Regions from separate parts of the Mus musculus genome. Here regions 2 and 3 are each linked to region 1. Evidence: chromatin loops called from intact Hi-C (ENCODE). Cell type or tissue: left cerebral cortex. All regions are shown on one strand. Links, peaks and the distances in the headings refer to the core of each region. The heading gives the core; the rest is flanking DNA.

Evidence for each region. Hi-C counts contacts between places; a loop is a spot of excess contacts. Peaks named below come from ENCODE experiments on the same cell type or tissue, not always from the same donor. Only the 100,000 strongest peaks of a DNase experiment are listed, where the experiment ranks them.
Region 2: a loop joins it to region 1, with 2.3 times the contacts of the local background. A loop is called at or near these places in 4 of 42 quality-filtered maps.
Region 3: a loop joins it to region 1, with 2.0 times the contacts of the local background. A loop is called at or near these places in 5 of 42 quality-filtered maps.

What each region holds. Positions count from the first base shown.
Region 1 is chr5:148,395,605-148,405,587 of GRCm38, reverse strand. Slc7a1 (solute carrier family 7 (cationic amino acid transporter, y+ system), member 1) reads left to right here and starts at 5,684. Exons shown (of 13, transcript NM_007513.4): 1 at 5,684-5,859. In left cerebral cortex, for the core only: a CTCF peak has its summit at 5,599; DNase peaks (open chromatin) are centred at 2,784, 5,729 and 6,528; H3K4me3 peaks cover 1,679 bases; H3K27ac peaks cover 1,405 bases.
Region 2 is chr5:148,447,803-148,457,785 of GRCm38, reverse strand. No RefSeq gene overlaps it. Among named protein-coding and RNA genes, the nearest start is that of Slc7a1, 53 kb to the right of the region's middle. In left cerebral cortex, for the core only: CTCF peaks have their summits at 5,764 (motif pointing right) and 6,624 (motif pointing right); DNase peaks (open chromatin) are centred at 3,725, 4,263, 5,781 and 6,649.
Region 3 is chr5:148,548,365-148,558,347 of GRCm38, reverse strand. It overlaps Ubl3 (ubiquitin-like 3), which reads left to right and starts at 5,560. Exons shown (of 5, transcript NM_011908.2): 1 at 5,560-6,395. The coding sequence starts at 6,369. In left cerebral cortex, for the core only: a CTCF peak has its summit at 5,546 (motif pointing right); DNase peaks (open chromatin) are centred at 6,390, 6,831, 7,296, 7,793 and 3 more places; H3K4me3 peaks cover 3,536 bases; H3K27ac peaks cover 3,211 bases.

The DNA of each region.
Region 1 (9,983 bases), core at 1,427-9,426:
GTGGGTCCTTTGAGAGATCAGCCAAATCTCTCCAGCCCCATTAGCCCATTAGTTTCTCTCTCTCTCTCTCTCTCTCTCTCCCTCCTCTTCCTCCTCTTTCTCTTCTGCTTCCTCTTCCTCCTCCTCTTCCTCCTACTCCTTTGTTGCTGTTTTTAAAACAAGGTTTCTCTGTGTAGCCCTGGATTGTTGGGAGCCGCCCTCACACTTGCCATTATAAGATGGCGCTGACAGCTGTGTTCTAAGCAGTAAACATAATCTGCACACGTGCAGGGGCAGTTTTCCCGCCATGTGTTCTGCCTTTACTGGGCCGATGGGCTGCAGCCAATCAGGGAGTAATACGTCCTAGGCGGAGGATAATTCTCCTTAAAAGGGACGGGGTTTTGCCATTCTTTTTCTCTCTCTTGTTCTTGCTTTTTCTCTCTCTTGTTCTTGCTTTTTCTCTCTCTTGTTCTTGCTTTCTCTCTCTCTTGTTCTTGCTTTTTCTCTCTCTTGCTCTTGCTTTCTTGTTCTTGTTCCTTTTCTCTCTCTTGCTCTCTTGCTCTCTTGCTCTCTGGCTCCTGAAGATGTAAGCAATAAAGTTTTGCCGCAGAAGATTCTGGTTTGTTGTGTTCTTCCTGGCCGGTCGCAAGAACGCGTGTAAGAGTTGGTGCCGAAACGCGGGTAAGACTGGATGTCCTGGAGCTTGTTCTATAGACCAGGCTGGCCTCGAACTCAGAGACTTGCCTGCCTCCTGAGTGCAGGAATCAAAGGTGTACACCACCACCACCACCCATTAGTTACTTCTCTATTGCTGCGATGAAACACTGTGGCCAGAACAATTTATAGAAATTATAAAAAGCCCATCCTAACTGACACACTTCCTCTTTCAAGGCCACAGCTCCCACATCTACCCAGATAGTGAAGCCACCTGAGGACCAAATATTAAACTCTCTGTGCCTACAGACGTTCTCATTCAAACCACCGCAGTTTGTTTGAATTTTTTTAATGTAAGGTGGTTATGTTCTATTTCTTTTCCTTATGTTATTTATTTATTTTCCCACGTGGAGAGCCATTATTCTAATAGTACTCATTGAAGAGACTTTGCACTTAAAACATGATTTTCCTTTGGGCTGAAGAGATGTCTCAGCACAGGTGTTGCTTTTCCAGAGGATCTGAGTTCAATTCCCAGCACCCATGTTGGGCAGCTGAACTGCCTCTAGCTACAACTTCAGGGGACCTGTCATACTCCATGGGCACCTGTACACGTGGTACCCACTCACAAAGACACACACATGATTTAAAAAAATGAAAAGCAATGAATTTAAAAACTGTATGTGTATTGGTGCTCAGCCCGCATGAATGTCTGTGTGCTAAGTACACGCCTGGTGCCTGAAGGAGCCAGAAGGGGGCATCATATCCCAAGAGACTGGAGTTACAGACCATTCTGAGCCTCCATGTGGGTGCTAGGAACTGAACCCAGGTCCTCTGGAAGTGCAGTCAGTGCTCTTAACTGCTGAGCCATCTCTCCAGTCATATCTGCACCTTTATTGAGGATCTGTGGAGATGTGTGTAAGCCTGTTTATAGGTTGTCTAATCTGTCCATCTTTGGATCTGTCTCTCATATGTGCCATGAACTTTGTAACGCTATGCAACTAGCATGATCTCTACTGGAAATCAAAGAAACCAAGGATTACAGTAACCCAGTACATTCTCCTCAGGCTGTTAGGGGTTGGGTCAGAACCAGCCTGCATCTGCCTTACTGATTCTGATTCTAGGTCCTTTTAATGCCTTGTGCTGCCTGATGGTCCTAGACGAGGATGTGACTTACAAGATGTCCGACAGGGGCTAAGACCAGCAACCTCTTTCTGTGAGGGTTTTTGGAATCTTGGCTCAGCTGGCGATGATGGAGACCTCTCAGTCACGGTGCCTTAGGACCTTTGCTGTTTGTCATGGTATTGAGCCAGGGCTACCAGCATCTTCTGTGAGACCTTGACCACAATTGGGTTTCTCTGCTTCAAATTGATTTTTTTTCTCCTCTGAAGTCACTTCATTTTAGTTTAGAATTTTATCGCTATAATACCACATCCATGGCAACTTTTTCTACCCTGAGACAGGGATAGCTCTTGCTATCCTGAAATTGACTCTGTAGACCAGGCTGGCCTCAAATTCATAGAGATTTACACATCTCTGCGTCCCGAGTGCTGGGATGATACGTGTGTGCCATCTTGCCTAGCAAATAACAGGATTATTATAAAAGAAAACATTGAATTGGGGGTGACTTAGAGTTTAGAAGTTTTTAGTTCATTGTCATCATGGCAGGGAGCATGGCAGCCTACAGGCAGAAGGAGCTGAGAATTCTACATCTGGGGGCTGGAGATATGGCTCAGCCGTTTCCAGAGGATCCGAGTTCAATTCCCAGCAACCACATGGTGGCTCACAACCAACAGTAATGAGATCTGATGCCTTCTTCTGGTGTGTCTGAAGACAGCAACATCTACATCTGGATCAATAGGCTGCAGAGAGAGGGGGAGGGAGGGAAGGAGAGAGAGAGAGAGAGAGAGAGAGAGAGACAGACAGACAGACAGACAGACAGACACTGGGCCTGACTTGAGTGTCTGAAACCTCAAAGCCCACCCCCAGTGACATACTTTCTCCAACAAGGCCACACCTAATCCAACAGGCCACAGCTTCTACTAGTGCCCCTCCCTAGGAGGGACATTTTCATTCAAAGCACCGGATACTTTTCATGGGCCCTGATTCTGAGGGATTCCTCTTGTCAGTCTGAAGGCCAGCTGCTCCGTGGGAGGCCAGCTGCTTCATGGGAGGCGTCACTGAACTGGAAACTGTGCTAAAAAATCCCCTAGGAAAGATGGAATCTAGGTTGGCTCTTCACGTGGAATATCTTTAAGGTTTGGAAGCCAAAAGCCAGTTTGAAAAAAAAAAACAAAACAAAACAGGGCCTGGAGAGATGGCTCAGTGGTTAATAGGACTGGCTGTTCTTCCTGGGTTCAGTCCCCAGCACCCACATGGTGGCTCACCTGTAACTAGCTAATACTCTTTTCTAGCCTCCATGGTCTCTGGCACGCACGTGGTGCTCCTAAAGTCATGCCGGCTCACACACATATACATTTAACAAACCCACAATTGTATTTCAAACATGAAAGGGTTGAACCTTTTCCTGAGACAGGATTTCTCTTTGTAGACACGGCTGTCCTGGAAATCTCTTCATAAACTAGGCTGGCCTCAAACTCAGAAATCTGAGTGTTGGGATTAGAGGGACGAACCACCACTGCCCAGCTCAAAGGGTTGGCTTTCGATCAAAATCACAGGGGCTGGGGAGATGGTTCCACGGGTAAGAGTGCATTGCACGAGGACCCGTTTGAATCTCACACCCACTTTACAAGCTGGGAATGGCTGCATGTGCCTTTAACCTCCAAACTGGGAGGCAGAAATGAGCAGATTACAAGCATTCGCTGACCAGGCAGCCTTACCAAAAAGTGATGAGTGTGGGGGCTCATTGAGAGATCCTGCTTTATGTCAGTAAGGCAGACAGTGATAGAAGGATACACTTGATATCATGTTTTGGCCTCTGCATGTCTGAACACTGACATGTGATATGTGTGCAACACACACACACACACACACACACACACACACAGAGTCAAATAACAAAACTATGGTTTAAAGATCTTAATTGTAGCCAGGCTTGGTGGCACACACGTTTAACCCCAGCACTTGGGGAGGCAGAGGCAGATGTGTCTCTGAGTTCGAGGCCATTCTGGTCCATAGAAAGTGAGTTCCATGAGAGCCAGGGCTGCATAGTGAGATCCTGTCTCAAAAAAAAAAAAACAAAAACAAAAACAAAAACAAAAACAAAGCAAAACAAAAGCAGTAAAGCTGAAGTTGGTCTTCTAGATAGGAATGAGCTGAAGAAAGCAGGTAGAAGTTACTGTCTCTGCATAGTAGAGGCAGGGAGAAGGGACAATAGAGAAAAAGCTGCCTAATATCTGGTTGATCCAGCTTGCTCTTTTTGGTTAAGGGTTTATGCACAGAGAATCATTACATAAACTGGTCATCGCTAATTTCCTAATTTCTTGAGAGGTCAGTTTAGCTTCAGCTTATTGGTGTGGGATTTTATTACCCGTGACTCCGTTTTTTGATTTTCAGCTTGTTTGACGGGACCTGTATCACACCAAAATCCCAGACGAGGACAGGGCAAGCAGTTTTTAAGAGAACGTAAATTTTCATAAGCAGTAGTGTGCCGATTTGTGGAGGACACACAGTGAATAGCGTTCGAATTCGGAGTCAGATACTCATCTGGTGCTGAAGGCAAAGCTGGTGGGCGCTGAAAGATGGGAGGTTTCCCTCTGTGAGAAGGGGGCACCTGGTAAAGATTCAGGAGACCTCCCTACTAGATTGGCAGGAATCAGTTCATCACCGCATGATTGACACTTACTTCTGTTGGCTGTTGGAAAACAAAGCATGTTTGATGCCTTGTTATTATCACAAACGCTGTTAGAAGTGCTTTAATGTTATCTTACAAGTGTTAGAAGTGCTTTAGTGCTATCCACCTCCCTCTACGTATTCATTAAGACTTTTTGGCTGGGCAATATAAATTAATACATCGTTAGTTTAATTCTATGGGAGTATCAACAGCTGTGGCTGACAATGAATCCCTTTACTGATAAGGCACACTTGAGAACACACATAGCATCCACCTTCTCTTTTCTCTTTTTCTTTTCTTTTCCTTTCTTTTCTCTCTTTCTTCCTTTCTTTCTTTCTTTCTTTCTTTCTTTCTTTCTTTCTTTCTTTCTTCTTTCCTTCCTTCCTTCCTCTCTCTCTCTCTCTCTCTCTCTCTCTCTCTCTCTCTCTCTCTCTCTCTCTCTCTCTCTTTTTTTAACAGGATTTCTCTGTATAGCCCTGGCTGTCCTGAAACTCACTCTGTAGACCAGGCTGGCCTCAAACTCAGAAATCCACCTGCCTCTGCCTCCCAAGTGCTGGGACTAAAGGTGTGTGCCACCACTGCCGGGCTTCGATATAATTCTTTATAAAAACTTTTATCTTATGCATATTTATGGTTTACCTGTGTATGTCTGTGCATCACATTCAAGACTTACAGATTAGTTGTGAGCCCCCATGTGGGGAGTCAGAACTGGGTCCTCTGAAAGGGTTGTCAGTGTTAACCGCTGAGCCATCCCTCAGCCCTATAGACTGTAGTTCTCGATTTTGGAGCAGAGATCAGAAGGAACCCTGAAGACTAGATTTGGGTACTAAACTTGGGGAGAGTCCCGCGGGTGTGAACTGCCTGAACTGTTCTGTTGGCTATGTGGAGGAACTACCTTGTATCAAAGGGAGGCTTGCAGGTTCTGGGGCCCTTCCTGACCAAGGCGGAGGCTAAGGCGTTAGCTAGGGCACAGCCGTAAAGTAGTCCAATGTCAAAAGAAGATTTACAACTAAGTCCAAAAAAAAAAAAAGTCTTTAAAATGTGTCTTACATCCAGTTTGGAGCAAGAAACCTGGTCGTCAGCTGTCCGTGGCTCCCCAGGAGGGGGCTCGCACCCCTCAGCCTGTGCCATCAGCTCTGACTCAAGCTCAGTTGCGGCTGCGGAGGACCAAGGGCGCGCGCGGGAGGCGCCCAAACCGGCGGGGAAGCCCGGTCTCGGGTGTCCCCGCCCACAGGGGCGCGGCCGCGCGGCGCTGTCATTGGTGCCCTGGAAGCTGACGCGCAGCACTGGCCGTGGCCGTGGGGCCCGCGGAGGGCGGCGCGCGGCTGATGAAACCGGCTCGGATTCCGCCCGCGTGCGCCATCCCCTCAGCTAGCAGGTGTGAGAGGCTTTCTACCCGCGGTCTCCACACAGCTCAACATCTTGCCGCCTCCTCCGTGAGTACGCGATCCTTGTGATTGCCCAGGAAGCTCTGAAAGCCTGAGTCACCTCGGTGTGCGTGTGTGTCTGTGTGTGTGGCCTCGGGTGGCGTTTCAGGCAGGGCGAGGGTTCTTCTTATCCTCTCCATCTCCGGGGGATGGGTGCGTGGGGCGGGCACCAGTGTTCCGGTCGCCTCCTCCGAGTCCATCTTGGTCCTTTGCAGGCGCGGCGTGGTGCATGATGCAACAGCGGGAGGGAGTGAACACGGGCGACCCGGGTGACGCCCGCCACGCGTGGCGCCGTGTGTAGGCTCCACGTGGGCGCGGGGACCCATCTACGCAGGCTGCCCCGGGTGGCATCCGGAGTCACGGCAGTCTGGGAGACCTTCCCTTACATGGCGCGGTGCGCGGCACCCCGCCCCGCCACGCGGTCCCGGGCAGTGTCGTCAGCCGAGCCGCGCGCAGGATGGACTCTTGTCAGGTCTCGCAGGCATGACCCGAGACCTGAGATTCCTGTCCTCCGGGTCGCCTCATAGTCTCCAGAGGTCCCTTTGGAGGGACTCCCTCTTGGGTGGGTTTTCCTTGTGACCCGATTCGGCCTGCACAGACTGTTCTTCCAGATGGTGTGGAGTGGGAGGAAGTTCTTCCGGCTCCGTAGACAACCTGTGCTCCGTGTGTTTCTGTCCAGTGGAAGACTTCCTGGGCACGATCAGGTCACCAGCCAAGGGTGTCCGCAGAGCAGTCCAGTGTCGCTCGCTCCAGCCCACTGCTGTGTGGACTTGTGTGTTAAGATAGCCAGACATGTGCTGGGATAGGCAGACATGTGCTGGGATAGGCAGACATGTGCTGTCAGGAAAACAAAACAAACTAAAAAACTACATTTCCCAGCACCCACAGTTATACTCTCACGTGCAGGAGGACAGGGTTTCAACCATAGGTGTATTTCTTCTAAAGGTGAGTAAACTTTCACTAGAATCCGGAGCGTTATCTTCTGCGTTATCTTTTGGTTGACTGTCTTAGCTGTCATGGAGTCAGCTGGTAATTGGGATTTTTGTAACATTTCTTGCCCTTCATGTGTGGTTAAGATAATAGGAAACCTCGACACAGTCATCCCCCTGGTATTTTTAGTTGGTCTCAATGGAAATTATTATTTTGACTAGAGCACACCCTTCTGCCACTAAAACAAAAGGGCGTGACTCACGAGATCAGAATAGACATTTAGAGGGGGAAAGTCACCCCATGAATTGAAACAGCTCTGAAAAGTTTAGCGTTTTGAGATCATGTTTTACTTAAGGGTGAAATTTAGAGGGTATATAAGGGAGGGTGGGGGGGGGTGAATAAACCAAAGGAACTAGTTAAGTAGAGATAAGAGATACCCCAGTGGCTAGGGCTGAATCTCACAGCCCCAGGGCTCTTTCTTGGCCCATAATTACAGGTTTTAGATTATTATTATTATTTTTTAAAGGTATGAAGACAAGCTGGCTCCCTTCGGGATTTCTCTTCTAAGACACATGGTCATTATTATATTTGGTAGATCAGTTTCTCCCCACCCCCACCTCACCCTGTGCTCCACCCACAACCCAGCTTCACAACCAGCCTCAAACTTGCTACTTTGCAAAAGATGACCTTGATCCTTTTGCCTCCCACTGTGTCCCTGGGATTACAGGCATTTGCGCGGATCCCAGTTCATGCAGAGCTGGAGAGCGTACCCAGGGGTCTCCTGCACACTCAGCTGCAGGTTTGCACAGTGGGCACCTGACAGGCCGGGTTATTTTTTCTCAGGCCCCAGGACACTTTTTTTTTTTTTGGGGGGATGTAATTAAATGCATTTATTGCTGTTTAAGCCTGCATTCTTTTCATTAGACCCGCCCGGCAGAAATAAGTAACTACATACATGGTCGCATTATGCTCAGGAAATTATGCCTTTCTCCAGAGTTAGAAGTATTTACTAATCCTAGGGAGGAGTATGAAGAAGGAAGACATGGTTAGGGGAAGAAATACCCGGTAACCTGGTGCTTGTCTGGATATCTGTGCCATGTTACCTACAGGCATCTCCTGAAATGTCTTGGTATTTCATCTGGTTCTTAGTCATCACTCCAGGCAGGACCTATAGATAAGACCTTAGAGCGGTGGCTCTCAACCTTTCTAGTGCTGCAACCCTTTAATACAGTTCCTCTTGCTGTGGTCACCGCCAACCATAAAATGATTTCGTTACTACTGCACAAGTGTAATTTTTGCCACTGTTATGAATCATAATGTAAATATATGATATGCAGGGTATCTGATATGGGACCCCTGTGAAAGGGTTGTTTACTCCCCAAAGGGTTGGGAAACCACTGCCCTAGTGTTTTCTTCATAGTTGGCCCCTTGGGGGTGGGGTGGGGCTGGGGACATAGGGAGTGGGTATTTGAGATTCGTGTGTGTGCTTGGGATTAATACCAGGGCCTCTCACATGCAAAACATATGCTAGGGACTGTGTCCCCTGGCCCACTGCCTGGATACATTTTAACAATCCATCCAGTAAGATTGGCTAGGGTTTCTATGTGAGGAGAGAGCAAGATGCTGTACTGAGGGAAAGGGGTAGGCTGGTCAAGAATCCTGTTGGGTGGAAGAGGGACATTCACGCTATTCATTTATATCTAGTCTAAAGGTTTACTTTTATTTATGTGGATGTGTCTGTGTGGATATTTGTCACGTGTGTGGGTACCCCTAAAAGCCAGAGAGTGTTGAATCCCTCGGAGCTTGGGTTACAAGCGGTTGTTGACGTCTGATATGGGTGCTGCTTATAAACTTGGGTCCTCTGGAGGAACAATAGTCTCTCTTAAATGCTGAGCCATCTTTCCAGTCCCGGGAGAAAAAGATTTTGGCAGACACAAAATAAAATGGCTAGTATATTCTCTCTCATTCATTCATTCATTCATTCATTCAAAGACTTGCTGTATAGACCAAACATGAGATCCTGCTGGCTCAGCCTCCAGAATGCTGGGGTTATATGTACACACTACCATGCCTGTCACTGCAAATAACCTTTCAAAAATTTCATTTATTTAGAGACACCGTCTCAGTGTTTAGCTCTTAGCTTCCCTGGCTGGGACTCACTATCTAGGCCAGGCTTGCTTGGAATTCACAGAGATTTACCTGCCTCTGCCTCCCAGGTACTGAGATTCAAGGTGTGCACCACCATGCCTGGCTTCATGTTTATTTAAAATTTTTACATATGTGTATGTATGTGTGTGTGTGTATATATATATATATATATATATATATATATATATATATATATATACACATACATATACATATATATATATATATCTTTCTCTGTATGTGCACCATATATATTCACTGCCCCCAGAGACCAGAAGAGGGTGTCTGATCCCTTGGAACTGGAGTTACAGATAGCTGTGAGCCCCCATGTGGATGCTGGAAACCAACATCAGGTCCTCCTTAAGTGTTCTTAACCACTGAGAATTTCTCCAAGTAAATTTTTGGATACCTTCACCACCAAAGGACAGGCTTGTACTGATGGACTCTCTTGGGACCGTTGAAGCTACCTGTTCTGGGGTTTGTGCAGGCCAACCCAAAGCTGGGATCACTTTCTCCTCCAGGTGTTAGTCTGGTGTTGAGGTTGCCCTGTGGGTTGGGGACACTCTGAACTTAGAGTCCTAATGCCTTAGGGTTCTCTGGACCTTGAGCCAGCAGCATGAGATCCCAGGTGTGATGGCTAGTTCTGGTTATCAACTTGACTACATCTGGAATGAACTACAATCCAGAAATGGAGGGCACACCTGTGATCTAGATCTTGCATCTGGAAGACACCAGCTTCTGACCTGGAACTTGACATGAAGTAACGCACACTTTTGATCCTTTGTGGGTTTTGAGGCATAGTGGTCATGAAAAGCTTAGACCCAAGCAAAGGTGGTGCTCACTTTTAATCTCAGGAGACAGAGGCAGGCAGATCTCTTGAGTTCAAGGCCAGCCTGGGTTCAGAGCAAGTTTCAAGTCAAGCTTATGTTCAAACACAGCAGTGCACACCTTCTGCTGGAGGCCTACATAAGGACAGTGGAAGAAGGAAGATTCAGTCTTTGCCTGCTTGCACTTACTTGCCAGCACGTCTTTTGGAACCCACTTCTTCAGGACTC
Region 2 (9,983 bases), core at 1,061-9,060, 53 kb before region 1:
CCCCCACTTAAAAATTTCACTTCTTTTCAAAGCCAAAGTCCCAAAATACACATTATTCCAAACAAAAGCATGATCAGGCCTTTCACAGCAATACCCCACTCCTGGTACCAGCTTCCGTCTTAGAGTTTACTGACTCCCAGGCAGCTAGGATGAGGGTCTTAAAGCCTACACCCACAGTGCCACACCTACTCCAATAAAGCCACACCTCCTAATAATGCCACTCTCTGGGCCAAGCATATACAAACCATCACAATGTCTGTGTGCCACATGAATACAGCATCCATGAAGGCCAGAAGAGGGCAACGGATCTCTTCAAACTCGAGTTACAGGAGGTTGTGAGTTACCCTAGGGCCGAATCAATAGTAGGGATCACAAACATTATTTTGAGTGGCTCACAAGCCTGATCAGTAAAACCTAAAAAACAGGAAGTATTACACAAGTTGCAAATAAAGCCTCCTGGAGTTCATTGGCATGATAGCAGTGTAAGGACGGTAAATGTAACAGGTGTTAACATCTCACACAGGACTTGGAACCTGCTCACTTCTGGACAATTCTGGGACCCTTGTTGCAAAGCCTGCAGATACCAATGCTGATTTTCTTTGATATGAGATATGACATTACACAACTCTTCCTAGGCCTTACTCTTGCTGCACTTGAGTGGTTCCTATTCCTACGGCTCTGGTGTATGCAGTCAGGATCTCCACTATCTGCTTAGGGTCATTTGGGCCTGCTTCAGCCAGTCCTGTGCCACTCTTCTGGACTCCCCTTTGAGCTGATTGACAAACTTTGCTGCCAGCTCCAGGTCACCATGCTCAATACAATAGGAGGCATATGAGATCAATTTAAATGTATTTATATCTTCAGGGTAGAGCTCCACTGGGGGCTTCAGTTGCTTAGGCAGGAACAGGAGTAGGGACTGTAAGTAGGAAAGGAAATATTGGTACAGGCCTCTGGAAGAATAGTCAGTGCCCTTAGTCTCCAAATTACCTCTTCAATCCACTTTAAAAATCTCTCTCTCTCTCTCCCTCTGTGTGTGTGTGTGTGTGTGTGTGTGTGTGTGTGTGTGTGTGTTAAAACAAACCAAATCAACCCCTTCACTTGGTCTTTATAGTAAAAGGTTCATACTGAGGCACATATACCTAACAAGAAAGGGCTCTGATTAAAGAAATGGCCCTCTGTTCTAGGATCAAATCCCATTGCTTCTGCTTTCTCTTATGCAGATATAAGCAAGTTCTCTGAACTCTTGAAGCTTAGGGAATCCTAGCTCATGGAGTTTGTTAGGAGCAGAACAGAACCTCTAGAATAGTCTTGATATTTAAATGTGCATAAATCATAAGAGCATCTTGTTAGAGGGCAGGGTGCTTTCAGAGGTGTGGGTGGAGCCTGCATTTCTAACACTTCACAGAGCCATTGACATCACACATACATGGATCTCACTTTGAGAAGCTGATACACAGAGATCTGTCTTATGTGGAGTCTTCATAGATGCTGCTCCCCGATGCAGGAAGCACCTCATGGCTCAGAACAATACCAGGTGTGTGTGTGTGTGTGTGTGTGTGTGTGTGTGGTGCCTGTGTACAAGCATACACATGCAGCTGTATGTGTAAAGTGTGTAATATATTTCTTGAAATGTTGATCAGGGTGCATAGGAGCTAGTTGGAGTTAGGAGGCTTGATCCTTGGGTTTATCCTACAGTCAGCGATTCTGCATATTTCTCCTTCAGAGATCCTTGCACCAACAACTCCTGGAGTGACCTGGGTCAGTACTGGACCAGATCCTTCCTGCCTTCGGGCTTGACCAGAGGTCTTTGTGCTGCCCATAGGTGTGACAGGATATTTGAACCTGCTTCTACTTAGGGTGTGGCTCAACTCTTAGCACACACCTTTAATCTCAAACACTGAAGCTAAAATTAGTTTGTAGAAGGAAGCACCCATGTTTGAAAGAGATGCCTGAGTGGCAGACAAAGTGATGAATCAGAGAAAGATCTGACAGAATAGGATATGCCCAACTCTCAGGAGAAGAGTTGGAAAGGGAAGCTACTTAAAGGAGAGACAGACAGGACAGGAGTAAGAGAGTACAGAGCAGGAAGTCAGTAGAGTTGAGAAGGAGAGTGGAGCAGCACTGAGAGGGGGGAGGAGGCAGTGTTACTGGGAGAGTTTTACAGAGACAGATTGAAGAGAACAAGCTAAACACAGATAAAGACAGAAGGAGCAAGAGAATGAGAAGGAGCCCAAAGATTAGAACAGATTGCTAAAGTTAGTTCAAGGCCAAGCAGAGCAATTCAGAGACCGAGAGAAAAGCCAGATTGAATACGTCAGCTGGGAGAGGAGTTTGAGCCAGAATAGCTTAGTTGAACCAGCCAGCCAGAGCTCAGAAACAACAAGAAAGAGCTTATTTAGCAGCAGGTCTCAGAGGCTGAAACCTTCCAGGCCTAGATACGATTGTACAGAGGCTAGACGCTTCCAGGACTAGGCCTAGGTTAGCAAAAGGAGGCAGGAACCATAGAAGACAACAATTACCTCGGGCACATAATAGATACTTTTATGTATAAGTAGCTTGTAGATATTCCATCTGGCCCCAGGCATAATGGCTCCCCTTCTGCTGTGGTGCCTGAGACTTGGTTTCCCATACCTGGAGACAGGTGGGACATTCTGCATGTGCTCCACTGGAAGCCTGAAGAGCAACCATCTGGGGAGCAGGGACTGTCAGAGGACAAAGGGAGACCATGCTCTGCTCCAGAGTGGGTAGCAGCTGCAGGGGGTCATTCCTTGCATGGAATTCAGCAGGGCACAGATGCCTAGAACCTGATAGAATTAATTTTCACGGTGGATTTTTGTTGTTGTTGTTTGTTTGTTTGTTTGTTTGTTTTCGAGACAGGGTTTTTCTGTGTAGCCCTGGCTGTCCTGGAACTCACTTTGTAGACCAGGCTGGCCTCGAACTCAGAAATCTGCCTGCCTCTGCCTTCAAAGTGCTGGGATTAAAGGCGTGCATGCGCCACTACTGCCCGGCTGCACCGTAGATTTTGAGGCTTGCTCCTCTGTGGGGAGTAGGGCATCTTTGTGTGCATGGATGGCTTTGAAAGGAATATGCAGCTCTCCTATGAACAAGCCATCCTGGAGCATGAGGCCCCTACCCTGTCAGAACTCTTCTAGACCCGTCTTGGGACAGTGATGGAGGGGCTTCCCCTCCTTGGAACACCACACTCATTTCAAAGGACCCCTTTTTCTAGACCTGGAAGATGATGGCAAAGATGGTCCTGTCTTAAGCATGCTTGAAAACACAAAGGCATTTGCACAAACAGCACCCTGAATAAGCGCCAACAGCTCGTGACCTTGAGGGCGGGGCCCAGCTCTTCCTGCAAGGTGCGGGTCAGTGGCTCCTTGTTCTCAGAAGGCGTGGCCAAACTCTTGCAGAGTACAGTATCAGGAAAGACCTGCTCCAAGTGGGTCTAGTCCTCTAATCTTTTGCCTGCACAACCCCTGGGGCCTCTAGCTGGCATCCATATCTTTATACTCTTGGAAAATCAATATCCCCCTTTTTTTTCTTTGTTCCCAATGAATGAATTTGGGGGATAGCACCAGAATCAGAAAAGTTTCTATGAATTTCTTCCAGACTCGGAGTCTGGGAATCCTCGTGGGTGGCCGGGGGCCTGCTCTGAGTATTTTTCAATGCAGAAAAGGGCGTATTTGAGCAGCTGGCTCAGAAATAGACTAAATCTGTCTATAGCGTAATTGGTGCAGAAAGAGCTGGAAGACAAATTGAGAATGGTGGGTGTAAACAGAAGGGAAAGGTGGCAGAAGGGGAGCCAGATGGATGAGCCCAGACACAAAACACACACAAACAAAGGCTGCTAGGGACACCAGGAGGGCGCGTTTGCATGTGGGGACCAGAACTGGACTCCTTGGCTTGGAGGTTTGCGGTCCTAGGTCTGCTCCTGGAACCCTGCGAAGTCAGGCTCTGTAGAGGGCGATCGCTACGGCAGGTGGTCCAAATGGCCTCATTAGTGAATTCAGAACACAAAATCTTGGTCTAATTATTCAATTCCTTAAAGAATTTAGTTTGCTAAGAGCCTAGGGTGCGCGCGCGTGAGTGTGTGAGTGTGTGTGTGTGTGTGTGTGTGTGTGTGATATTTTGATTACAACGTACAATTTTTTCCCTTTACATAGCTGCATTCCATGGCAGCCTGTATCTGCTTTGCAGTGTGACAGAGGACAAGGACACCTTTCTTGTGATAGAATATATTACACATGTGACACCCACCCACCCCCAGTGCCAACTCTGTTGACAAATTTTGCTGTTTGACCAAACCCTCTCGAAGCAAGGAAGAATGGGTAGTCAGAGTGTCTGCTGCAAAGTACTTTAGCTATCTTGTCAGCAGCAGATGGACCCGCTGTCACCAAGCAAGCGACAGGTCAACGTCTGTGCAACTTCTGTGTCGGCTCAATACATACTTATAATTAAAGAATAATAAAATTTGCATTTGCTTACAAACAGGGAGGATCTTCTGTACAGCAGAGACCATCACAGCGAGAGATGCCAGTGAGCCAGGTGCACGTAACAGCGTAACAACAAGTAATTACATTGCCCTTTTCAGAGGCGCCATGCATGGCCCACCCAATTAAGCCTCCTAGAGTAACTTCCTGATGGCCCATCGTTTCTAACATCCCTTCCCCATTTATCATATCAGTGTTGCTTTCTGCATCTGCTTTCTTTCCTAGTCTGCCCCCCCCTCCACCTCTGCCGCCGCCGTCAAATTTCACGGTTCCCCAAAACGAAAAACAAAACTGCCGGTTCTCATTTCTTTGGGGGAAATTAGTCTTGTTTCTTCCCATAAATCATAAGCATACTTCAGCTGTAAACAGCATTAGCAACCGTGGAAGTAAATTGACTGCAGTGCTCCGAGAGACCAGAGGGTGCTGAGCAAGGTTTGGTAATTGTGACTTAGGGAGGGGTGGTGGGCAGTTGGGGGACTGGGGAGAATCGTGGGTGACTCCGTTCTTCTCTTTGAATGTGGGGATGTCCTCCCTGGCTGGGCATGGGTAGCCCTAGGCCGTGGTATAACAATTATGAATAGCATCTTTCTGGAAATGTTGCACTTTGGGTGATAAATTATATGGTAATTCAAATTAAGGTGTAAACAAGATAGAAACAAAAGCTTGTTTTGTAAAAGAAGCCAGACCAAAAGGCCACCTGTTATACAAAATGTCTAGAAAAGGCAAGTCCATAGGAAAAAACATATTAATGGTTATAAGAGGTCAGAGATAGGGAATTCCCATTAATCGGTAGAATTTCTTTTTTTTGGGGGGGGGTAGGATTTATTTAGGGAAGAGGGCAATGGTCTTACAATGGTAGTATGCCTATGCCAATACCTACATTGTGCACTTTAGGTGAGTAAATTAGGGTTCAACAAAATTGTTCTGTTAAAACAGAAGTTTAAAAATAATTAGGACGGGCTGGAGAGGTGGCTCAGAGGTTAAGAGCACTGACTACTCTTCCAGAGGTTCTGAGTTCAAATCCCAGCAACCACATCCATCTCACACAACCACAACCAGCTCACAGCCATCTGTAATGGGAGCCAAAGCTCTCTTATGGTGTACTAATATAAACAAAATAAATAAATCTTTAAATCTTTAAAAGATAATTAGGACACAGAAATCCTGCAAAGAAAAAAAACTAAAAAGTTTGCTCTCCATCTTTCTAACGGTGAGCACTGCTTCTCATACTCTTACGAATTGGCTTGGTGAAGGGGTTGTAGTGACACATGTTGGCCTCCAGAGGGCGCCTCGAACACAACCCGGTTTTTATGAACTTGGTTGGGGCAAGAAAAAGCAATGTTTCTCTATGGTCATTGCTAGGAATCAAAGGTGGGTTTGCAGTTTGGGAGGGGAAGAAAAGATCAGTAGGACAAGGGAAGAGAAAGGTAGCGAGCTTGGGGTTTTTGCTCTCACCCCCCATGCCCGAGGAGCTAAACCCTTTGTGTAGCACTGCATTAGAGTCCAGCCACTGGAAAGCAAAATATGACCCCAAAAGGGACTACTTGACACTCAGACCCCACGTCCTTATTCTTCAGAAATTTCTTAAAATGAAACTCATTCCAATCCAGACACCAACCAGCACTGGTATCACCTTTTAAAGAAAAGGAGTTGACCAGAACTCAGTTTCCAGCAGCCACACCAGGTGGCTCACAACTATGTGTGACTCCAATTCCAGGGGATCTGTGTTCATATGCGCATAACCACACATAGACACACACAAACACAGATAATTAAAAATAAAACAAATCTTTTGGTTGTTGTTGTTTTTTCGAGACAGGGTTTCTCTGTGTAGCCCTGGCTGTCTCGGAACTCACTTTGTAGACCAGGCTGGCCTCGAACTCAGAAATCCGCCTGCTTCTGCCTCCCAAGTGCTGGGATTAAAGGCGTGCGCCACCACCGCCCGGCTAAAACACATCTTTAAAAAATACTCAACAGTGAAATATATTTAAAAAAAAAAAAGCATTTCACTTTGTGCGTTTTTATATCTTGAACTTCCAGACAGAGCCTGGCACTTAGCAATGGGCAATTGGGTGAGTGGGTGAAAGGTTACACATACACCTGGGGCATTTAGCCTGGGTAGCCAACAGAGGGCGCTATATACCTAGAGAAGCAAGGCGAGCGCCCAGCGCAGGACCTTTCCTGAGACAAACTCAGATTTCTGGTCTGCTTGTAACAAAGGCAGAGATCCGCGCAATTCAACCTGGAGCTGCGGCCAGCGCAGAATCCCAACATCCACATGCAGGTGGCAGGGAAGAGTCAGGCATTTTCCTTGCTTAGCCGTCCCCTTAGCATCAAGAAAAGAAAACCAGACGGACTGAGTTTTTGTACACAGAGATGATATTCAAGAAAAGGAATGATTCTGGGAAAGCCCACTGTGAGCTAGACCTTAAGCTCCATCTCCAGCCTTTGCCTGGCGTGTCTCAGAAGCCAGAGTTAGACATAAATCCCTGTAAACTCTCCAGCAGAGTCTATAATGGGGCTGCTGCCCAAATGGACAGAGCTGAGCGCTCTCAAGGATAAGCCTTGCACCGAACAGTATTTCTGGCAAATCAACGCTCTACCCACTCCCTAAACAGAGTCCACAAACACCAGGGTAGGTAAGGAAATAAGAGTGCTCTCCTGACCACTGGGCTGCACTGCCTGCAGGCGTGAGTGAGCTTACCCTGATACCCTAGGAGTCTCAGACCAGACCGTTGGGTTTAGAAGCAATAGGAGGAATGGAGTGGCGCCAGACACACCTGCCGTTGAACCATTTTATCTGATTCTTTTCCAGCTGTGTGTCTGTTCCTTTCATTAGTTCTTGAATTTGTGTCTCTCTCTGCTGTGATCAGAAAGTCTTCCCAAAGAGAATGGCAGGCAGGAATCGATGGGAATGGAGGGCGGAACGGGGTGGGGGTGGGGGGTTCTTCTTCAAAGCCCCCAAAGAAGCTCTTGCCCTGAGTCCAAGAGGGAAGCACAAATCCACCCTCAGGCACGTCCTCCGTGTGCAGCCATCTTGGCATCTAGAAGGCTGCTTACGGACAAATCAAGAAAACTAGCCAGGCAGTAGTGGCGCACGCCTTTAATCCCAACACTTGGGAGGCAGAGGCAGGTGGATTTCTGAGTTTGAGGTCTACAGCCTGGTTTACAGAGTGAGTTTCAAAACAGCCAGGGAAACCCTGATTCGAAAAAAAAAAAACAAAGCAAACAAACAAAACAAAGAAAGAGAGAGAGAGAAAGAAAGAAGGAAAGAAAGAGAAGAAAAGAAAGAGAGAAGGAAAGAAAGAAAATGAGTCATTTGGTCGGTGAGGGATTGAGTTGCTAGTGTGATGAGTTCCATGGGAAGGATTAAGGAAGGGAGCCTGTGAATTAATGAAGAGAAAGCTCAGAAAAGTTTCTTATTTGCCGTGGTGGTCACCTGCTGTAGTCATGCATAGCCTTTGTGTCTGGCTATGAGTGAAATGTTCCAGCAAAGCTTTTGCTATGTTGGGGGTTAATCAGGAGAGGCTGAGAAATTGTTCTGAGTCTGTTTGAACCTCGAGGAAATGTTTTCTTCCTGGAGAATCGGCACTTGGTGCTACACAAGAGCTTGTAGCTGCACCAACCTTGGTCCTAAGACACTCCTGGCAAACCTGGAGTTCTTCCTTCTGATTCTGGCTCGCCATGGTCGGAAGGGACTGAGCTTTGCGCGGGTGGTCTGCACTCTCGGACATCAAGGGGAAGATGACTTTGGTACTTGCAACCTTTCCCAGTCCGAATTAATTTTGTGTGATTAGTGAATAAAAGTAACTGGAGTGAGCTAGTCTTTTCCAAGAAGGCTTAGCACCCTGGTGAGCTTCTCTCTCTACTGCGGCACCCACGACCACCATCTACCATCACCCATAGACAGTATGGTGGGATCTCTGAGCCAAGGGAGGGGAGAAAACAAGATCCAGGATGAAAGGCACACATAACCTTTGTATCTACCATAAGCCTTACACAGCACAAAAGCTAGGCAGATACCCTACCCTCTATGCTGCTAGAATCTACTTTCCTATTGATAGTCATTACTCACTATGTTCCATCTGGGCTGTTCTTAACTCCCATTGGCCGGCCCCCAGGGCCACAATTTCTTTACTCATAATCCACTGTAGCTTCTCCCTCTTTCTCCTGCACTCTTGCCCCCTCCTGGTTCTCCTCTGACACCAAGCCTGGGAAACCTAAATTCTGCCTATTTGTCTTCTGCCCACCTATTAGCTGTCCACATCTTTATTTACCAATCAGAAATAACCCGGGGGCAGGGTCCTTAGCGTCTTACGTGTGGATTCTCCTCTCTGAGGCAACCAGCCTTGGGACTCAATATTAGCATTAGAGTACAAGCAGCATTAGGCCAACCCACCACACTGCTTCATAAAAAACGGTACAGGCTACATGATGTCAAGTTGGCTACCTCATCACCCCAGCCCTCTCGGGGGAGAGATAAGACCTTTTTCCTTTCCCTGAGATAGAGCCTTTAAAATGGTCATGTGTCAGTTGGCCATTGCTGTCTGCCTGATCCTTCTGGCATAAATAAATCTTCTTTGTGCTGAGGGTTTGGTGTCTGGGTGTGTTCTGTGCCAACTCCTAGGACCCTTCAAAATCTCTCCCCAGAGATAAGCTACCCTCTGGCTAGTGCCTTATATTCTCCCAGTATGAGATCTCTGGGGAAATTCCCATTTTTCAGGGGTCCATTGTGTCAACAATCTGACAGATCGAGACACATAAGTGACTCTTTAGAATTTTTATGGTTGCCGGGCCAGTTACACCACCACAGGTGCCCTGTCAAGCGTCCTGCTAGCGGGTGTGGCGTCCCAACCGTGGGATGCCTATTCTGCTGGATATGGTAGAATGGTGGCTCGTGTCCAGACAGACCACACCAGAACAAAGCAGCTCTACATGGCAGAGGTTTATTGGAGACCAAGAGGGGAAAGAGAGGAAGGGTCTGTCTTTTCTTTAGGCTGTGATGTAAGTAACCTGTTTGCAGGTAAATGTGGGAAGTGGATTCTGGGAAGGTATGTGGTTGCCCTGGCAACAGATGCCACCTATGTGCGACATCCCTGAATTTGGAGCAGATCTGCCAAGCTGGCTCTTGATACCAACACACTGACCATTGAAAACTTGAACATTCTTCTTGGAGGAAAACTAGAGAGATCTAAGCATAAAGCTGGGATTGGTCACGTGTGGGCATTGTGAAGAATGGTTGGTAAGCAGGTGACTAAAGAGACCAGAATCATCTAAACCCAAGGGGACTCAAGAAGGTAAAGTGGCCTGAGGGAATAATGTGGTGTGTGGAGTCCTGAGGTCATGTCCTGTTTAGAGGATGGTACCCTATGAGCCCAAGATGCAGCGATAAGAGGGGGCTTGTGCAAACCAACTGGCAAGGAGTGGGGGCACAGACTTTGCCCAGCACATCCCCAGGGCGAGCAGGACTCCTTCTCCCACCTTAAGACT
Region 3 (9,983 bases), core at 1,382-9,381, 150 kb before region 1:
GGCATAGCTCACAGAAGGACATGGATTTTTTTCTTCTTGATTTTATTTTATTTTTTTTATCTGTATAAGAAGCACTTGTTTGTGGATGCCACGGGGCAACAGCAAGGGTTTTCCTTAACTATCCTTCACCTTTTTTCAAATTTAAATTCTGTGCGTGTGTCTGTCTGTGTGATGTGAATGTGTATGAGATCTGAAAGCATATGAGTGTGCATATATGTGTGTGTAAGTGTGTGTCTGTGTGTGTGTCTGTGTGTGCGCGATGTGAAATCGTATATGTGTGTTTATATGTGTATGCATGTGAGACATGAGTTTGGGTACATTTGTGTGATATGAAGAGTGTGTGCGTGCTTGAGTGCATGTGTGTGATTTGTGTGTGTGCATGTGTGTGTGTATGTGTATGAAATGTGAAAGCATATGAGTGTGTATATATGCGTGTGCAGCTGGGTGTCTCAGTGTATGTCTGTGTGTCTGTGTGTGCATCTGTGACTGTACTTTTGTATAATGGGAAAGCATATTAGTATGCATGTATGATGTGAATTTGGGTACATTTGTGTGATATGAAGAGTGTGTGCATGCTTGTGTGCATGTGTGTGCATGCATGTATGTGATATGTGAGAGTGCACATGCCTGTTCTTGTGGTCTGGGGCCTATATGTATGCCATGGCCTGCACGTAGCAATCAGACCTTTCCTGGCTAGTGCTCATCTTCCACCTTTCCAGAAGAATGGCTCTCAATCTGCAGCTTGTGGCTCCTTTGTGGATTGGATGACCCTTTCACAGGGGTCACCCAAGACCACCAGAAAACACAGACGATTCATTACGATTCACAACAGTTACAAAATTATGGTTATGAGAAGCAACAAAAATAATTGGAGGGTCACTGCGACTTGAGGAACTATATTAAAGGGCCACAGCATTAGGAAGGTTGAGAACCACTGTTTTAAATCTTCTTATATAAACCAGGCTAGGCAGCTAGTGACCATCCAACCTTCCACTGAGTCTCCTACAGAGGCTTAAACCACTCTATCTGGCTTTTCCTTGGGTTCTGAGGATCTGAACTCACATCTTCAGCCTTTGTGGGGAATGCTTTGACCCACAGAGGTATCTCCTTATCTCTCCACCTAGTTTTTGAGACAGAATCTCTCATGAGTCCAGAGATCTCCCGTTGGCTACCATAGCTGGCTTGAGAGTCTGAGCCTCTGTCTCTTTTCCTTCCTCTGTCCCAGGGTCACATGAGCAGGCGGCTTTTTTATGTGAGTGTTGGTGGCACATAAAAAAGCTGCCTTGTTGACGGAAGCATCTCTGCAGTATAAGCCGAGTAATTCTTTAGATCCGGGTGGGTATCTGGGTTTGGTGGGCACATCCAGAAGGGTTCTAGGTCCTGGTATATTAGAACAAGGAGTTGACCAGAGAGATGAACTGGTGGGAGCTGAATGGGAGGGATTATTGGACACATTGCAATGTGTCTAATGAAGCAGGGCAGAGCCTGGACATCTAGAAACACAGCAGCTGTGCTGTACAAGACGTTAGAGCTTTTACTTTCCAGAGGCTTTGGGGGGCCATTTGCATAGCTCAGGCTTTTCCACGCATGCTCTGTTCACCCAACTCTGCCTGTTGCTTCATGCATCACATTTCTGGTTAGTGATCTTCAATCCCCACCCAGGGGTGTGTGCAGCTTATCACATGACCTGTATCACGAGCCACAGGTCACCTTCGGACAATCTGGAGTATCTCTGTCACTGTACCGGTGGCTCCTGCCATTTCTAGTCAGCCTTGGCCAGCAGGTTTTTCTCCTCTGTTAATTTTGTAGCCTGCATGTGAGGCTTCATTCTCCATCCTGTTCTCTGGCCTCACTTTCATCCAGTTTGCTTGGGCAGCACTTAAAGGATAAGTGTGAGAAGAGACAAGCTTTAGACTCTACACGGCCGCTGTGACCTCTTGGAAACGTTTATTGAGATATGATTTACATGTTGAGATTTTTATATACTTTATATATACATATATCAAAATATATAAATATATTTCTTATTTTATTGGGATATCATTTCTATATCCAGCCAGTTCTCAGTAGTGAGAAGGTCTTTCCACAGATATGCAAATGATGGTCTATTACTTACTCTCCAAAAATGAAGGGAAAAAAATGTCACAGGCTTCAACAGGGATGAACCTTGAAGACGTTATACCAAAGGGAACAGGCCATACACAAAAAGACAAGTGTTCTAGCCGGGCATGGTGGCACACGCCTTTAATCCCAGCACTTGGAAGGCAGAGGCAGGCGGATTTCTGAGTTCGAGGCCAGCCTGGTCTACAAAGTGAGTTCCAGGAGAGCCAGGGCTATACAGAGAAACCCTGTCTCAAAAAAGCCAAAAAAAGAGACAAGTGTTCTTTCCCTTCACCTGAGGTACTGAATAGAATTGAAAACAACTGTCTAAACAGAAAGTGAGGAGTAGGGGAGGAGAGTTGGGGAGGGGAGTTGTTTAATGAATACAAAGCTGAAGAATGAGAGAGCAGAGGGAAGGAGGGCTCTTCTGAGTGCACGGACTTATGTCACAGAACTGAACAACTAAAAAAGGTTACGATGGTAAATTTAATTTATATGTATTTTGCTGCTATTAAAAAATAACCCGCCAGGGTGGTGGTGGCGCACACCTTTAATCCCAGCACTCAGGAGGCAGAGACAGGCAGGTCTCTGAGATTCTGGCCAGCCTGGTCTACAAAGTGAGTTCCAGGACATTCAGGGTTACACAGAGAAACACGGTCTCACAAACAAAAACAAACAAGAAAACAAAAAAACAAAACAAAAAACAAAACATAACAAAACACCACTGCCAAAAAGCCCTTCTAGGACTAGAGAAATGTCTCAGTGGTTAGAACACTGGCTGCTCTTGCCAAGAGCCTAGACTTAGTTCCCAGCACCTACATACGGTGGCACACAACTGCCTATAAATCCATTTCCTGAGACCCTGATGCCCATAAATGGCCTCTGCAGGTAGCCACACGCACATCACACACACACACACACACACACACACACACACACACACGCGCGCGCGCTTGCTTTAAAGCTTGAAAAAGAACTTCTAAAGTGCACAATCAGTAGTTTCTAGAATATTCACAGTTTTGCACATTTTTGTTTTGCCTTGTTTGAGACAGGGTCTTGTTACAAAGGCCGGGATTGCGGGCTTCCCACGCCATACCTAGCCGTGACCATTGCCATAACCTAATTCTCTAATAATTTTCTTCATCCCAGTGACCCCCTGACTCTGCCTCAGAAAACCCCTCTCAGCTCTACGAACTTAGCAGCAGCTATGGCTGAGGGGCCCGCGGTGTCATCATCCATTCTTAGAAAGGCCCTTAGAGATTTAGATGAAGTTCCCCGGAAGTGCGGAAGAGCGTCAGAGAGGCAGAGGGGATCAGCAAAGACGCCTTCGCGGCAGAGTTAGCTCTTTGATTTCTTGTGAGGTTAGTTTTTCCATATCAAAACTGCTGTGTCATCCACTGCCTCCCGGGTGATGCTGACAATAGATTCGAGGACGGATGGTGTCACCCTTCCCTGCTGTGCCCCGGCAGGCTCCTCTCTGCAGCCCCTCACTTCACGCTCCACAGTAAAGGCAGCACGGCAGAGAAATCCGTTTGTGTTCTGCAGTGCTCCTTCATGCCTGAATTATGTCAGGAGAGGGTTCCAACGAGTTTTGTGGATAATAACATCTCAGCCTGTCTTATTTGAGTAGTTAGAAATGCAACCAGGTGCAGCAAGCTTACTTTTAAAAGGCGCGGCCTTATACAGAAGGGGCAGTGGCAGACAGCATCCCGTAGAAGACATGCTGTGTGATTTTGGGCTCAAAGTAGGGGTCATTACATCCCTGGCAATGGGGCTGGCGGACAGCTTTCCTTCGTTCTGCCAACTTCTGCTTCTTGCCTTTCAACAGCACTTAGGTCTGTCAGAGCCATGGTGGGTGGTGGGGAGGGGGAAGGAGGCTGAGGAGAGTAGGCGTGGCATGGGAAAGGGGGCTGAGAGTAGGTGTGGCATGGGGAATTAACGTGGTAAACATCTTTAAATGGTAATGCAGTACTCCTTCAGAATCTGTTGGTGGACTGAAAAGCTTCAGTTGTTTGGATTTCCAGAAGGGTTCATGGTGGGGAAGGGTTCTGTGCTTATTAAACACACACGGAGAGAAACTACATTAAGAGTAGAAAACCATGGAACCCACAGATGCTGAAATAGGGAAGCCACATTGGGGTGAGCCTGGGCCTCTGTTTTCCTCTACGTTTGGATTCTTAGGGAGTTGGGTCTGTGATGTAGGCTCCTAGGAGTGTATGGAATGCCTTCAGCCAGGCCGCCACTCAAGAGACAAGTAGGTCCTCTGAAGTGTCCCGTGAGTTCCCGTCCGATGAGGGAACACGTGACTGGGGAGATGGTTCTGGGGAATGACGCAGGCTCCTAGACAACAGGGACTGCATAGCTCACGTCTGAACTCTCAGTGGCCGCAGAGCCTGTGGTGCACCTGTGCGTCGAGAGAGAAAGAGGATGAGTAGCCACCGTTCACGTCAGAAGATGTGCTGTTATTTACAAAACGATGTATGTGCCATGCATGAAATCATCCTTAACAGCACCCAGACTTTAGCCCTGGAAGGTAGGCAAGGCTGCCTTTAGGTGAGGTCACAACTGTAGGTGGGTGTAATAGTATCGTGTGGAGACTGCCCTTCCGAAAGGTCTGAGATATGAATAAGGCTCAACTGAATACTTGTGGTTTCTGTATTCTGATCCTAGATCCGTGGTAGACATTATTTTTTCACCTAAATATTCTAGCATCGGCATTATATTATGCTGTTTTAAATTCACAATACAATTACGTCACCGGGTCAAACAGGGGCTAGGCTGGGAAGTGGTGAATCTACATGTAGTCTCCACTACCACTATATAGTTTCTGGTCATTTCAATTAAGCGGATTGCAGCTTTATGGCCCTAGGACTTCAGGAAACGTGTGTTCAGACATTGCCTCTGCTTCACAAGAGTCTTGTTTCTGTTGAACTTCCACGGCCTTATTGGAAATCAATGATTGTTTCTGATCTTCAAACTGTCATGTTGAGGAGACCTAAAGATTAACTCACTCAATAAAATGGTTTGAGATTGCAGGATGTGGAGAACTTGCAATGATTAAAACACATGCTTCTGCACCACGGTGTGTCCTATTTTAACTGTGTCTACACAGTGCGCGAGGGAATTTCTCCGTGCAAGTTGTTTTCCTCCAACAATCCGCGTGATCATGGCATTTCTGGACACAGGTAGGGACTGACTCCAGAGCAAGAGCCTCTAAACTGAACCGAGACAAGGGCGCTATCCTTTCCTAGCAACTGTTGCTATGCGGGGGCGTGGCATCGATGCGGGCAAGGACGCCCCGGAGGCCCCTTCCCCTCACCTGCACAAACTACATTTCCCATGATGCTCCGAGAGGGCTCCGTTGTGACGAACGGAACAAGCGCAGACGGGGGCGGGGGAGGTGGGGGGCGCTATTCCCAAGTCGGCTCTCGGGCACCAGCAGGGGCCACCGCCGCCATGTTGGGCTGAGGCGATGACAGGAGGCGGCCGGGGCGTGTGGGATTGAGAAGTGGAGGAGGAGGCGGAGAGTCAGGGCTCTGAGGGGGAGCTGTTCCCAAGCTAAGGGAGGAGCCCCCGGAAGACGCTGCGGAAGGCAGGCAGCGAGGCGGAGGCGGCCGGAGCCCAGACGCGATGCGGCCCGACCGGCGCGGCTGCGCTGAGGCGCCCGCGGCCTGAGCCCCCCCGGCGCTGCGCTCGGTTCGGCTCGGCCCAGTTCGGCTCGGCTCGGCTCGGCGGCTGGCGAGGTCGATGCCCTTGAGCGCGGCTGCGCGCAGCCCGGCTGTGCGGCCCCGCGGCGCGCGCTGAGCTTCTCGGCGGCCCCGGCCGCTTTCAGCTCGGCGCTCGATGTGTAGCCACATAGTTATCTGTACACTTCGTCGCCGGGGCTTTAATGAGGACCTGAGTCGCGAGCGCGTGTGAATCACCGCCTGGGCCGGGGAAAGAGGACGGCGCATTTAACCCCCTCCCACCCCGCTCCATGTCCGTGTGTCACTCGGCTCTGTCCACCTGGCGCGGCGGGTCCTGGAGCTGCTACTGCTGCTGACGATCGGCTCCCCTCGCGCCTCTCGCCCCAGAAGCTCTTGTGCTCCCACGTAACTTCTACTTTTTTTTTTAATTTTTATTTTTTTTTTCATTTTTGGGAAAAGCTCAGCACAAACCGATCAGAATTGTGAAGGTTCTTTTTTATTTTTTCCGTAGTTCCAGCACTTCTGCTCTTGCTTTTTGTTTTGTTTTCTGCGTAAACCTCTGGCCCACTCTCAAAAGGCAAGATGTCCAGTCATGTCCCGGCGGATATGGTAAGTGAACGATAAGTTCCGACGTTCGGATTGTAGTGTGGTTTCCAATCTTATTTAATCGGAAGACGACGCTGGCGTCGGGGCGAAGGTTTCTGGGGCCCGGCGGGGGTGAGAAATGGGGGGCACTTCTGGAAAAGCCAATCTACTTGGCTTTGGAGAAGTTGGCTCTTCTGCCCCCCTCCCCCCTTTTCTTTTAGGAAGCACTGGTTTTTGGTGTGGTTTTGCAGCTTTTTCTTTCTTTTTTTCTTCTTCTTTTTTTTAAAACCACTGGGAGTCACTGGTTCGGTTGTGTTTCCTAAGTCGCCGGAGGCAGGGAAATGCAGTGGAAGCGGAGGAAATTCCTTCCCGATTGCTAGAAGGCTTTCAAGGCTTGGATTTAAACGCTTCGGGAAAACGTCAAGGGCTGTGTGGACACGGCCGGGGACGGGCGGCGAGCTGGATACCTAGGGTAGGAAGAGGCTGTCTGGCTCAGTGACAGACAAGATCGTTCAGACGTAGGTGCACACTTGATACATTTCAGGGGCAGCGGCGCACCTCTTTGGAAAAAGTCTTGCTGTGAGCCCTTCGAAACGTCTAGCTGAACGAACAGCTATGACAACCGGAGCTATTTAAATGTTTTTCAATTCTAGGTTTATGGCGTAAAGCGTCCTTTTTAAAATATAGATATTCCAAGGTTTCTTGGTACCAAGTAATTAACAGTTTTGCATTTTAGGTTTTTGTTTGTCTATTGTTTGTTTTAAGCCAGTTAAGCATGTTTATTGAGCCTGGATCACTGGGCGTTGAGAACTGGAAACAAAAACTGCTATTGTTTATTGAGGCTTTTTCCTTTGGTTTCTAAATGTTAGGGTTGCGAGTGTGTTGACTGACAGTTACTGTGTAGCCTTACAGTGCTGAGGGGTGGGTTTGTGGGCGCGTGAAGTGACACTTTGCAGTCCTGAAGGCAGACATAATGCAAGTAACTGGGAGATGAATAATCCTTCTGAAAGAATCGAAGTTAATGTAATCATGCCCACTTATGTCAAGTTGACATTTGAATGTGTATGTATTACAGTGCAGAACCAAGATTGAACTTTGCTAATGGTTGCATTTTTAAAATGTCAAATATTTCTATGGAGAGATGACCTGTTTTACATATTTTTAAAAGAAAAATGACCCTAAATTGTGTATTTTGACCTTGGTTTAAAGGCATTTTGTTTGTTTGATTTTCCACTTAATATGCTGTTCAAATGCAAAGGAACCACTGGGCCTGCCTCCCGGGTGGCCACCGCGCTTGCAGCCTTTGCTTCCGGAGTCTTTAAACTCAGGCTCTGTCCTTTTAGCTGTTCTTCCTTCTTGATGTGTTCAGGGGGAACAGTCTCCTGCCTGCCTGAGTGGCTGCCAAGGTTCCCTTTACACTATTCTCGAAGTTGCCTGGAGAGGTCTCTACACAGAACTGCAAATGTTTCTTCCTCTGTTTGATGAGTGATCTGTGGGCTCATAGCCTCCGGCAGAGATTTGCTCTTTGTAAAGCCTCCATTTTATATCATCAGCACAGTGAAGGCTACACCCACCTGAGTGCCTTCTATTCTGTTAGAGAAGTTGTAATGAAACAGATGTGTGCAGTTAAAGCAGGGCCACTACTTTCTTTGGGCCCAGTGATACAGAAAACGTGGAATGTACAGCATCAGCTGCACATTGAGGTGATTTTTGGGGAGTGCCATCTCTGAAGATTGGAAGCTGTGTTGGGATTGGGGGACTGAGGTAGGGGCAAGGTTCTATTGATAGTTGCGGTTACAAACTATCACTGCTTGTCTGTCTGAGATTGTGTGTTCAGGCCCTGATGACCCAGTGGTGCTTTGAGGTCCCTGATTAAAGGTGATATGCAAGGGCAAAGCAATATTATGTAATAAACGTAGAATGCCTTGTGATGCTCCTCAGAGGTAGCCTGTGTAGACTTCCAAGTTCTAAGTGGGTTTCCTATCTCGTGGTCACCTTTCTGGACAATATGATTGTTGAGAAAATCCTTTAAACAACCATTTTCCATTACTTAAATTTCAATTTTCCATCAGAAGGATCTTTGTTTGATAAGAGTGTAGAATCCTCAAAATGCACACACGCGTGCGCACATACACACACACACACACACACATTAAATGTTAAGTAAGTACTGCCTTCTTAGAAATTGTTCATAGCTAAACTCCTCATACCAAAACCTGACAATTTGAGTTTGCATTGGTGACTTGAAGGGAGCACGATTTACCATTTTATGATTTTGAAAGCCATCTCTTCAGGAGCACAGATGTTCCCACCAAGTAACATCTCCTTGCAGCCTGGCTCTAAATTGATTAGGATATGAACTGTCACAGGCCTGAACTTGCAAGTGCAGAATCGCCTTTCTGTTCAGTGCTGTAATATGAACCTTTCGAGTGTTGACAGCTCTCCCCTGTGCTATTTAGAAACAAACCTTCTGCTCCTTTACATCTTAATGGTGCTTGTCAGCCCTGGAAACATCCTGCCCAGGAGGTGGGGTGGGGCACTGATGTTAGAACCCCTGCCCGGTTTCATTTGCAGTAATTCCTTCCAGACGAATGATAATTGATAACTCAATTGCCATTTGGATAAAGTCTTTTTATGGCTATAATTGTGGCTCATTTTGTGACCAGTATTTTAACACTAGTTTTAATTTTGTGAGTAGTATTTACTAAAATTTATTTTTAAACAGTAAATACATTTTTGTTTTACTGTAAAGAAAATACTTTATTCAAATTTAGAAGGATAAAGTGTGTCTGTGGTTAATGCATTTGTTGCATCTTCTATACAATAATTTGCAAGGAGCCTTCTTTTCACCATTCTGCAGTGTACACGCACACACACACACACACGTTTAGGAACCTAAGTGTATTTAAAACCTCCTGATGCTGATTTTTCTTCCTTGTTAATAGGGATTGAGTTGGAAATACATTTACTAATATCTCAGTGTAGCAACCTGTGTCTGAAAAAAACTGAAAATATTGGAGCAGAATTTCATTATAATCATATTTTAAAAGTTTCCTTTACGTTTTTAAAACTGAGTTCACAATTTGTAGTCTTCCTTGGGCCATAGCCATTGTTTGTGTCTGTGTAGTGACATGTGGGTGATAGGACTTGGGGGGCGGGGAAGACAGGCAAAGATGGTGATGAGGACGATGACCTCACTGTGCATTGGAAATGGCCTCAGCACGTGGGATGTGTTCACGCCAGTGTTTCTTCGTTTGGGAAACAACTTAGGACTTTGGACGAGAATTGCACTTTACAGCTTTAGGACATCCATTACACCAAAAAACGGGTCTGCTAACTACCTGTGAGGGGTGTGGTGGTGGTGCACACCTTTAATCCCAGTGCTCTGGAGGCAGAGGCAGGCGGATCTTGTGAGTTCAGGGCTGACCTGGTCTACAAAGTAAGTTTTAGGCTAGCCAGAGCTGTACAGTGAGACCCTGTCTCAAAAACAGAAAGCTAGAGACTATGTGCAGAGAGGCTGTATGAGACAGTGAGGTGTGCTGTTCTCTGAAGCAGCTGATGCTCGCTTGTTCGGTTGAAGAAGCAGGTGCTGATCAACAGTGTGTAGTCTGG